Linked DNA regions of Homo sapiens: all the other regions are linked to region 3. Evidence: chromatin contacts called from ENCODE Hi-C or POLR2A ChIA-PET data. All regions are on one chromosome and are shown on one strand. The core of a region is the stretch at or near the end of the contact, and the rest is flanking DNA. Distances in the headings are between cores, read along the strand shown.

Region 1 (2,700 bases), core at 167-2,666, 810 kb before region 3:
CTCTGTCGCCCAGGCTGGAGAGCAGTGGCGCTATCTTGGCTCACTGCAACCTCCACCTCCTGGGTTCAAGCAATTCTGCCTCAGCCTCCCAAGTAGCTGGGATTACAGGTATGCGCCACCATGCCTGGCTAATTTTTTGTATTTTTAGTAGAGACGGGGGTTTCACCAGGATGGCCAGGCTGGTCTCGAACTCCTGATCTCGTGATCTGCCCACCTTGGCCTCCCAAAGTGCTGGGATTATAGGTGTGAGCCACTGCACCCGGCCCGCGGTTGGTTTTATGGACAGAAAAAGCTTGGGAAAAGCAGAAACAGAAAACTAAAAGTGGGTTGGTTGTTTCAAAGTTACTTTTTTCTTCTAAAGGTTAAAGCAGAGGGGGTGTCTTCTGGCCGGGCACGGTGGCTCACACTTGTAATCCCAGCACTTTGGGAGGCCGAGGCAGGTGGATTACCTGAGGTCAGGAGTTCAAGACCAGCCTGGCCAACATGGTGAAACCCCCGTCTCTACTAAAAATACAAGAATTAGCCGGGCGTGGTGACACACCCCTGTAATCCCAGTTACTTGGGAGGCTGAGGCAGGAGAAGTGCTTGAGCCCGGGAAGCAGAGGTTGCAGTGAGCCAAGATTGTGCCACTTCACTCCAGCCTGGCCGACAGAGTGAGACTCTGTCTCAAAAAAAAAAAAAAAAAAAAAAAGCAGAGGGGTCTTCCTTATGCTGGCCTGTTTGGTGATGTGGCACTTTTGCATGAGTAACTCCATCTTGGTGTGGTCTCTTGGAGCCTAGTGCTGGAGCTGAGTCCGAACCAATGGACTCCTATTATTTTATTTAATAACAGTTTCTTTTTTCTTTTTTTTTTTTTTTGAGACGGAATCTTGCTCTGTTGCTCAGGCTGGAGTGCAGTGGTGCGATCTCGGCTCACTGCAATCTTCACCTCCTGGGTTCAAGTGATTCTCCCGCCTCAGCCACCCGAGTAGCTGGGACTACAGGCGCGTGCCACCACGCCCGGCTAATTTTTGTATTTTTAGTAGAGACGGGGTTTCACCATGTTGGCCAGGCTGGTCTCAAACTCCTGACCTCAGGTGATCCGCCCGCCTCAGCCTCCTAAAGTGCTGGGATTATAGGCATGAGCCACCGCGCCCGGCCGATAACACAGTTTCATTGTGAAGACAGGCGGCTTGTAGTAGCAAAAATTGAAACCGAAAATGGCGACGTTACACATTCTCCAAATCCCTACTAATTTACATACCTATCAATTTCAGAGGCAATCTCGTGTAACCCTAAAGGAGGTTATCTCTGGAGAGCTTGGAGCAGCTCCAATTCAAGTTCAGAGATCCAGGGAGCCCAGAATGCACAGCGCCGCGGGGGTGCCTCCCGCCAGAAGGCGGCGCTGTGGGATCCCAGCCCGAGCCGTGTCCAGGCACAGGAAAGGCAGAGCGTTCTCAGCATGCCCTGCCTGTGCCCTGGGCAACGGCCGCCGCCGAGCGAGATCCCGGGGTCGCGCAGGGTGGGGCTGGGGCTGAAGGGCGCAGGCCCCGCGTACGGGGGCCGCCCCTGCTTTTCCTCCGCGAGACCAGAGCTTAGACTACGGCAGGACTAGTCCCTGGGGTTCCCCTTCGGGTGTCAGACCCTCTCTGGGCGGTCGCGGGAGGGCTCGGGCTCGCAGGATCTGCAGGTGTTGGGGCTGGGGCAGTGGGGAGTGGTCCGTGGGCCCAAGAGGACGAAGCGGAGTCGGGCGGTTCCGGCTGGGAGGAGGCGCCTCCCCGGGGCTGCCCTGACCTAGTAAAATCTGTGGGGAAGCCCTGGCCGGGGAGCCTTCCCCCAGCTCGCTCCCTGGGGCCTGGACAAAAGGCCGGGAAGGAAACGCAGCCCTGGGCTCTGCGGTCTTTGGAACAGAGACTGCGACTTTTCATCTTCGTTTCCCACCTAGTGTGGGGCCCCCGTGGGTGCTGTACAAATGCTGTGGAATCAAAGAATCAGTGGAGGAGTCCCGCACGCACCCATTGATTTTACTCAGTCCAGAGTTTCCGGAGAGTGCCTGCTTCCCTAAGCGCAGCTTGTGGGCGGAGACTCTGCTGGATGAGGTGCAGATTGGGAGAAAGAACAGGAAATTACGGGTGAGAAAAGAAAAGGATTCCCATAAAGGGCACATGTGAAAGTACAATGCTGAATTGCAATATTAGGCACTTCCATTTTCTTTTTATTTATTTATTTAAGACGGAGTCTCGCTCTGTCACCCAGGCTGGAGTGCAGTGGTGCCATGTCAGCCGACTGCAACCTCCGCCTCCCGGGTTCAAGCGATTCTCGTGCCTCAGCTTCCCAAGCAGCTGGGATTACAGGCGTGCGCCACCACGCCCGGCTAGTGTGTGTGTGTGTGTGTGTGTGTGTGTGTGTGTAGCTGGGATTACAGGCGTGCGCCACCCCCCCCCCCCCCCGGCGAGTGTGTGTGTGTGTGAGTGAGACGGAGTATCACTCAGTTGCCCAGGCTGGAGTGCAGTGGCGCGATCTCGGCTCACTGCAACCTCCGCCTCTCAGGTTCAAGTGATTCTCCTGCCTCAGCCTCCTGAGTTGCTGGGACTACAGGCACGCACCACCATGTCCGGCTAAGCTTTGTATTTTTAGTAGAGACTGAGTTTCACCATATTGGCCAGGCTGGTCTCGAACTCCTGACCACGTGCCCGCCTGCCTTGGCCTCCCAAAGTGCTG
Region 2 (2,700 bases), core at 49-2,548, 830 kb before region 3:
TAATCCCAGCTACTCGGGAGGCTGAGGCAGGAGAATTGCTTGAATCCAGGAGACAGAGGTTGCAGTGAGCCGAGATTGCGCCACAGCACTCCAGCCTGGGTGACAAGAGTGAGACTTTGTCTCCAAAAAAAAAAAATTGTACTGTATAACAGTTGTAAAAATAAAAAACGTTAAACAGTAAGGTGCATGTACATTTCACGATTCTGTGGCAAACACAGATGCGTATATGCTCCTCAGCCTACGCAGGGACTATTTTATTTCTTATGCACATCCTCTCCAAACTACACACTTTTCCTTTGCTACTTCAGCCTGACACCTAAGACATGACTAAGACAGAATGCGAGGTTGATTTTCTGGAGACAATCGCCACCCCCTTCCTCGCCCTCTCTCCTTTCTGTCTCTTCCTGGTTTCCCCACCTCTCCCCTGTTCTTGCGTTCTCGTGTTTCTCACGCCCTGTGTCATGGCCTCCTCCGTCTTCTCCTCCTACTCTGTCTCTGTCTCCTGCCGGGGCCCGGGGTGCCCGACCGCAGCCTTGGGCCACCCTGAGTCCCTGCAGGCGGCCCTGAGGCCGGGGTGGCTTCCGCATGGGGTCTCTGCCCAAGGCCGTTCTCTGCTAAGGAAGGAGCGTGGCCGCCCGGGGAGCCCGGAGGGCTCTAGACCCACGGCGACCGGACCTGGTGGGCGGACCCCGCCTCCGCGTCCCCGGCGGGACAAGCATGGGGCCCCCACGGCCTCCGCGCCCCCGGCGGGACGGATGCCCCGGGCCACCGCGGGCAGCGCGCGCCCCCCACCCACTTTCCGGCCTCGCTGGATTCCCGGGACCCCCTCACAGACGAAGCCTGTCTCGGGGGCGGCTTTGGGAGGAACCGCACCGGAGGTTCCCCTCTCGCTGCCTCTCAGTCTGGGTTTCTGTGGAGCGCGTCTCCCTGTCCCTGTCCCTGATCTCTCCCTGTCCCTGTCCCTGATCTCTCCATGTCCTGCCCCTCCGTTTCCCCTCCGGCCAGCTCCTCAGCTTGTCTCTGACCGCTTCCCTCCCCAGATCCCGGGAATCCGAGGGTCCCTCAAAGACCGGCGTGCTGCGGCCTGCTCTGAGGGCGCCCGGGCCCCTGGGTCCCTCCTCTGAGGACCGACGCTCAGGCAGCGCCGCTTCTTCCTCCCGCAGGAGGCGCTGTAGGACTGAGCGGCAGCCGCGGCCGGGCGCCGGGTCCCAGCATGCACCGCGCCCGGCCGGCGCTGCGTTTGGGGGCCACCCGGGCTGTGCGTGGGAGTCGGGTTGGGGCGGAGCGGAGGGGAGTCAGTGCGCAGCAGGGCAGGTTCCTGCGGAGCCGCCGGAGACGGTCGGGTTTGCCAGGGCCGGGCGGGACCGCGGGGACCATGGCGGAGCCGCCTCGGGTAAGCGGGCTAGCCTGTTTGGACGCCCGGTTTCGGGGTCGTGGTGGGTCCTCGGGTTCCGGGCTCGCCCGTGTCCTGGGGTCCCCGTGAGTGCGCGCGGTGCACGGGTAGGACGGAGTCTGCAGGCTGCTTCTGCTGGGGATGTGGATTCCGGGCCCTGCGGTGAGCAGGTGGCCTCCGCTCCCGCGGCTTGTCCGTGGCCAAACCCCTGGACAAAGCCGAGCGTGGACCGAGGCCGACCTAGGAGCGGGGCGGAGCCTGGGCGAGGATGCCGGGCGGACGGGGAGCGGACGGTGGAAAGGATAGAAAGGTTTGGGGCCAGAGGTGGATGTTACAGGTCAACCAGTTTTACATCATAGTCACCGAAATCAGAACAACTGTTCCAAAAAGTTTAAGATTCCGAATGGTTGAAATGGTGTTTGGCGGGGGCTTCAATGTCAGAATTTATTGTCTAGCGTGATTTGGGTTGAGTGTAAGATGATACGTTGGGAAGAGTAGAAGAGGATACAAAAAATTAAGTTAGTGGTTTCTTAAAATCGAGGTTTAGAGGGTATTTTTATCTTGTAAACTTTAATGTTGAGGATTTTTGCTGATTATTAAATGAATTAGGCCGGGCGCGGTGGCTCACGCCTGTAATCCCAGCACTTTGGGAGGCCGAGGCGGGTGGATCACGTGAGGTCGGGAGTTCGAGACCAGCCTGGCCAACATGGTGAAACCCCAACTCTACTAAAAATACAAAAAATTAGCCTGGCATGATGGCGGGCGCCTGTAATCCCAGCTACTCGGGAGGCTCAGGCAGGAGAATTGTTTGAACCCGGGAGACGGAGGTTGCAGTGAGCCGAGACTGCACCATTGCACTCCAGCCTGGGCAACAAGAGCGAAACTCCGTCTCCAAAAATATATACATACCTATATATATGGGGAAAGGATATAAACAGCCAAATCACAGACCTGAAAATAAATTATTAATGAGTAAAAGAATGGATTTTAAAACTTGTGACATTCAGGCCAGGCGCCGTGGTTTACGCCTGTAATCCCAGCACTTTGAGAGGCCGAGGTGGGCAGATCACTTGACGTCAGGAGTTCAAGACCAGCCTGGCCAACATGGCGAAAAACTGTCTCTACTAAAAAATACGAAAATTAGCTGAGTGTGGTGGCGGACGCCTGTAATCCCAGCTCCTCGGGAGGCTGAGGTAGGGAGAATTGCTTGAACTCGGGAGGTGGAGGTTGCAGCGAACTGAGATGGCGCCACTGCACTCCAGCCTGGGCGACAGAGCGAGACTCTATCTCAAAAACAAACAAACTTG
Region 3 (2,783 bases), core at 81-2,580:
CTCTTAGAGCCACCCCGTCATTCTCTAAGGTATATGGGTCCCTTTGCGTCAATTATCAATCAACTCGTTGCTTCCTGGCTCCCAATGCACCCTTCAATATAAGCTCTATGATAAACAATGGAATTCCTTAAAGATTTTGCTTTTAAGGTGAGCACAATGTCAAGCTTTCTCAGTAGCGTGCTCTGGAGGGACACTGCAAGAGGAAGGGGCTTACTGCAATTTCCAGCACAGGCTCGAGGAGGGGGATAGCAGAGGCTCTGCCCAGAGTGCGAGGACATGAGGTGAAGCCTGTCTGAGTCGCAGGCCTTTTAAGAGAACCCTCTGTGACCCTAGCGTCTCAGCCATGGCAACCTGCCCACAGACCTCTGGACGTGTGTCTGAACCGCCCTGGTAGCCCCTCACTCTCACCCCCACCGCCATTGCTATTGCCTGCTCCCCCACCTGCACTCCAGAGGGCAGCCAGCCTGTCGCTCCCCCAGCAATTCCGGACCAGCTCCAGCTTGGCTAAGCAGGGGTCTCTGCTCTCTGCCAGGCAGACACACCTTCTCCAGCAAGGTCCTGAAGGGCTTCAGAACACGCCACCTCCAGATATGCTGGCTTGAGATGGGGACAATTTTGAGCTAAAGGCACTTGAAAAACAACAGATGCGTTGGGCGTGGTGGCTCACGCCTATAATCCCAGCACTTTGGGGGGCAAAGTGGGCGGATCACCTGTGGTCAGGAGTTCGAGACCAGCCTGGCCAACATGGTGAAACCCCATCTCTACTAAAAGACAAAAATTAGCCGGGCATGGTGGTGCACGCCTGTGGTCCCAGCTACTTGAGAGGCTGAAGCAGGAGACTCGCTTGAACCCGGGAGGCAGAGGTTGCAGTGAGCCGAGATGGTGCCACTGCACTCCAGCCTGGGTGAGAGTGAGACTCCATCTCAAAGAAAAAAAGAAAAACAACAGATGCACAAAGGACACTCTGACCTCCCCTTTTCTTCCTGAAAGCAGGAGATGAAACTTTCATATGGAAGATGGCTTCTCTCTACCAGGAAGAAAAGAACATTCTTCTCTCCAGAGGCGGGGAGTTGAGGCCGAGGGAAATCGGTACAAACAAAAAGTGTTTTGACAGTTAAAAAGCTCTTGTTAAAATAACCCTTGTCTTTAGTATCTCCATATAGTTAGTTACTTTTTCAAAATTACTACTTTTTGTTCACCCTGTTGCATAAGCACTTAGGCCTGGCTGCTTTTGGATCTTGGTGTCCTGTGAAGGCCCTCACATGCCTGTAAACATTGGCTTGCGTTTCCTCTGTTAGTCTCTCCTACGTCAACTTAACTCTCAGGCCCAGCTGGAGACTGTCAGAGGAGACAGGGGCAGCTTTGCCTCCATTACGGTCAGACACCCACCGAGGTTGTCCCTGGATGGGCTCCCTCAGCCCTAGGGGGCCACTAGGAAACTGCACGGATTTCCTTACATCTTGGAGTTGCTGTTTGCCATAGTTAATGCTTCTATTTATCACCCCATTTTAACCGACTGTGGTTTCCAGCTCCCGTTTGACTCAAACTGCTAAGCCCTCACTGCAACAAGGGATAAACCCAACTTTGTCCAACTGCAGATATAGTTCTGGTCTTGGCTGGTGGGATTCAATAGTAGGAAAAAGGAGGAAGCACATATTGAGCAACTGCTGTGTACAAGGCTTTGTGCTGATCTTTTAATATGTATTGTCTTATTGAATAGATATTAGATAGGTATGATCTCGTATCTTTGATATTATAAAGTGTCCAGTCACAGAGTAAGTACCAAGGCTGGCACTCTGACTCCAGAGACAAAACGGTGAGCTGCAGGCCACAGTCTCTTGAACTAGCCCAGTCACCTCAATTAGGAGAGGGAGAGGATCAGCTACATTTTAAATATTTACATTTAAAAGAGAAAATACTTTAAATCAGATATAGCGAGAAAAGCTTAACATGAAAAGCCTAAGGAAATGACATATTATATGATTTCACTCGTATTGCCAGGTGGCCACCTCTTTTCAAATGAACCCTGGTGCATTTGCCACGGTTAAGTGTAATAATTTCAAGGTAATTTCTTTGGGGTCCAAGTGAGCTCTTTTGTAGAAATGTATTTTGCTGTACATTTAGCTGGTGGTCATTTCACTGGCAGTTAAGAGGCGATAAGAGATTGTGTAATAGAGGCTCATTAAAATTAAAGACTGTGACTCCATGTACCCCAGGACAACCTTGAGTGAACACTAACTTGTTCAACATTTGCCATGAAGCCATTAGAAGCATACTGATTTAGGCAGGACCTTGTGTCTTACACGTGGAGCTTAAAGCTTTAACGTCTATTCAGGTATTATTTTGCAATATCCATTCATTTCCATTTTTAAGCCACAGTTTGCGTTGGCAGAGTTTGAAGGGATTTCATCAGCCGTTTACGCTTTGGGGATGCAGTGGAGAAGCTAAAGAAGAAATACCTAAATGGCGTGGGTTCTCCTGGACCGGTGGAGGGGCCGGGCCCCATCTCCTGAGATGAAGGACACAATTTCAAGGCAGATCCCGCTTTTTCCATGGCCTAGACAAAGGCCTAGGATTTCTTGCTGTTTTTCCTAATCGTTAATTTTAGGGAATACTTGGAATTAGCTCAGCGATATTGAATTTAGAATATATCATCTTTTTTCTTCAAAATATCATTTTATTCCCAATAAAGTGATTATGGAGAGATTGGCTTTAGGTGTATGACTAAGGAGTTTCTTTTTTTTTTTTTTGAGGCAGGGTCTTATTCTGTCATCCAGGCTAGA

Evidence for each region. A loop is a pair of places that touch in the nucleus more often than their neighbours do. ChIA-PET counts read pairs that join two places held with the same protein, here RNA polymerase II (POLR2A). Pooled maps may share reads with other maps.
Region 1: a map of mesothelial cell of epicardium shows a loop between it and region 3 (13-fold over the local background). The contact joins two enhancer-like sites. A Hi-C loop is called at or near these places in 1 of 168 maps with a recorded cell type or tissue (mesothelial cell of epicardium), 1 of 37 single-sample maps with no recorded cell type and 11 of 50 pooled maps.
Region 2: a pooled map shows a loop between it and region 3 (2.9-fold over the local background). The contact joins the promoter of ZNF786 here to the enhancer-like site in region 3. A Hi-C loop is called at or near these places in 1 of 37 single-sample maps with no recorded cell type and 8 of 50 pooled maps. POLR2A ChIA-PET finds 5 or more read pairs at or near these places in 1 of 52 experiments (activated naive CD4-positive, alpha-beta T cell).

Annotation. Positions count from the first base shown.
Region 1 is chr7:149,064,652-149,067,351 of GRCh38, reverse strand. No RefSeq gene overlaps it. Among named protein-coding and RNA genes, the nearest start is that of ZNF786, 25 kb to the left of the region's middle. RefSeq lists a silencer at 1,446-1,675 and an enhancer at 1,165-2,047. Within about 2 kb of position 1,416, at least 38 of the 41 ENCODE cell types and tissues checked have a DNase peak (open chromatin) inside an H3K27ac peak, as active enhancers do.
Region 2 is chr7:149,089,316-149,092,015 of GRCh38, reverse strand. ZNF786 (zinc finger protein 786) reads left to right here and starts at 1,298. Exons shown (of 4, transcript NM_152411.4): 1 at 1,298-1,393. The coding sequence starts at 1,376. RefSeq lists silencers at 447-936, 1,057-1,356.
Region 3 is chr7:148,259,323-148,262,105 of GRCh38, reverse strand. All of the region lies in intron 20 of CNTNAP2 (contactin associated protein 2), which reads right to left. Among named protein-coding and RNA genes, the nearest start is that of C7orf33, 330 kb to the left of the region's middle. Within about 2 kb of position 1,330, at least 3 of the 41 ENCODE cell types and tissues checked have a DNase peak (open chromatin) inside an H3K27ac peak, as active enhancers do.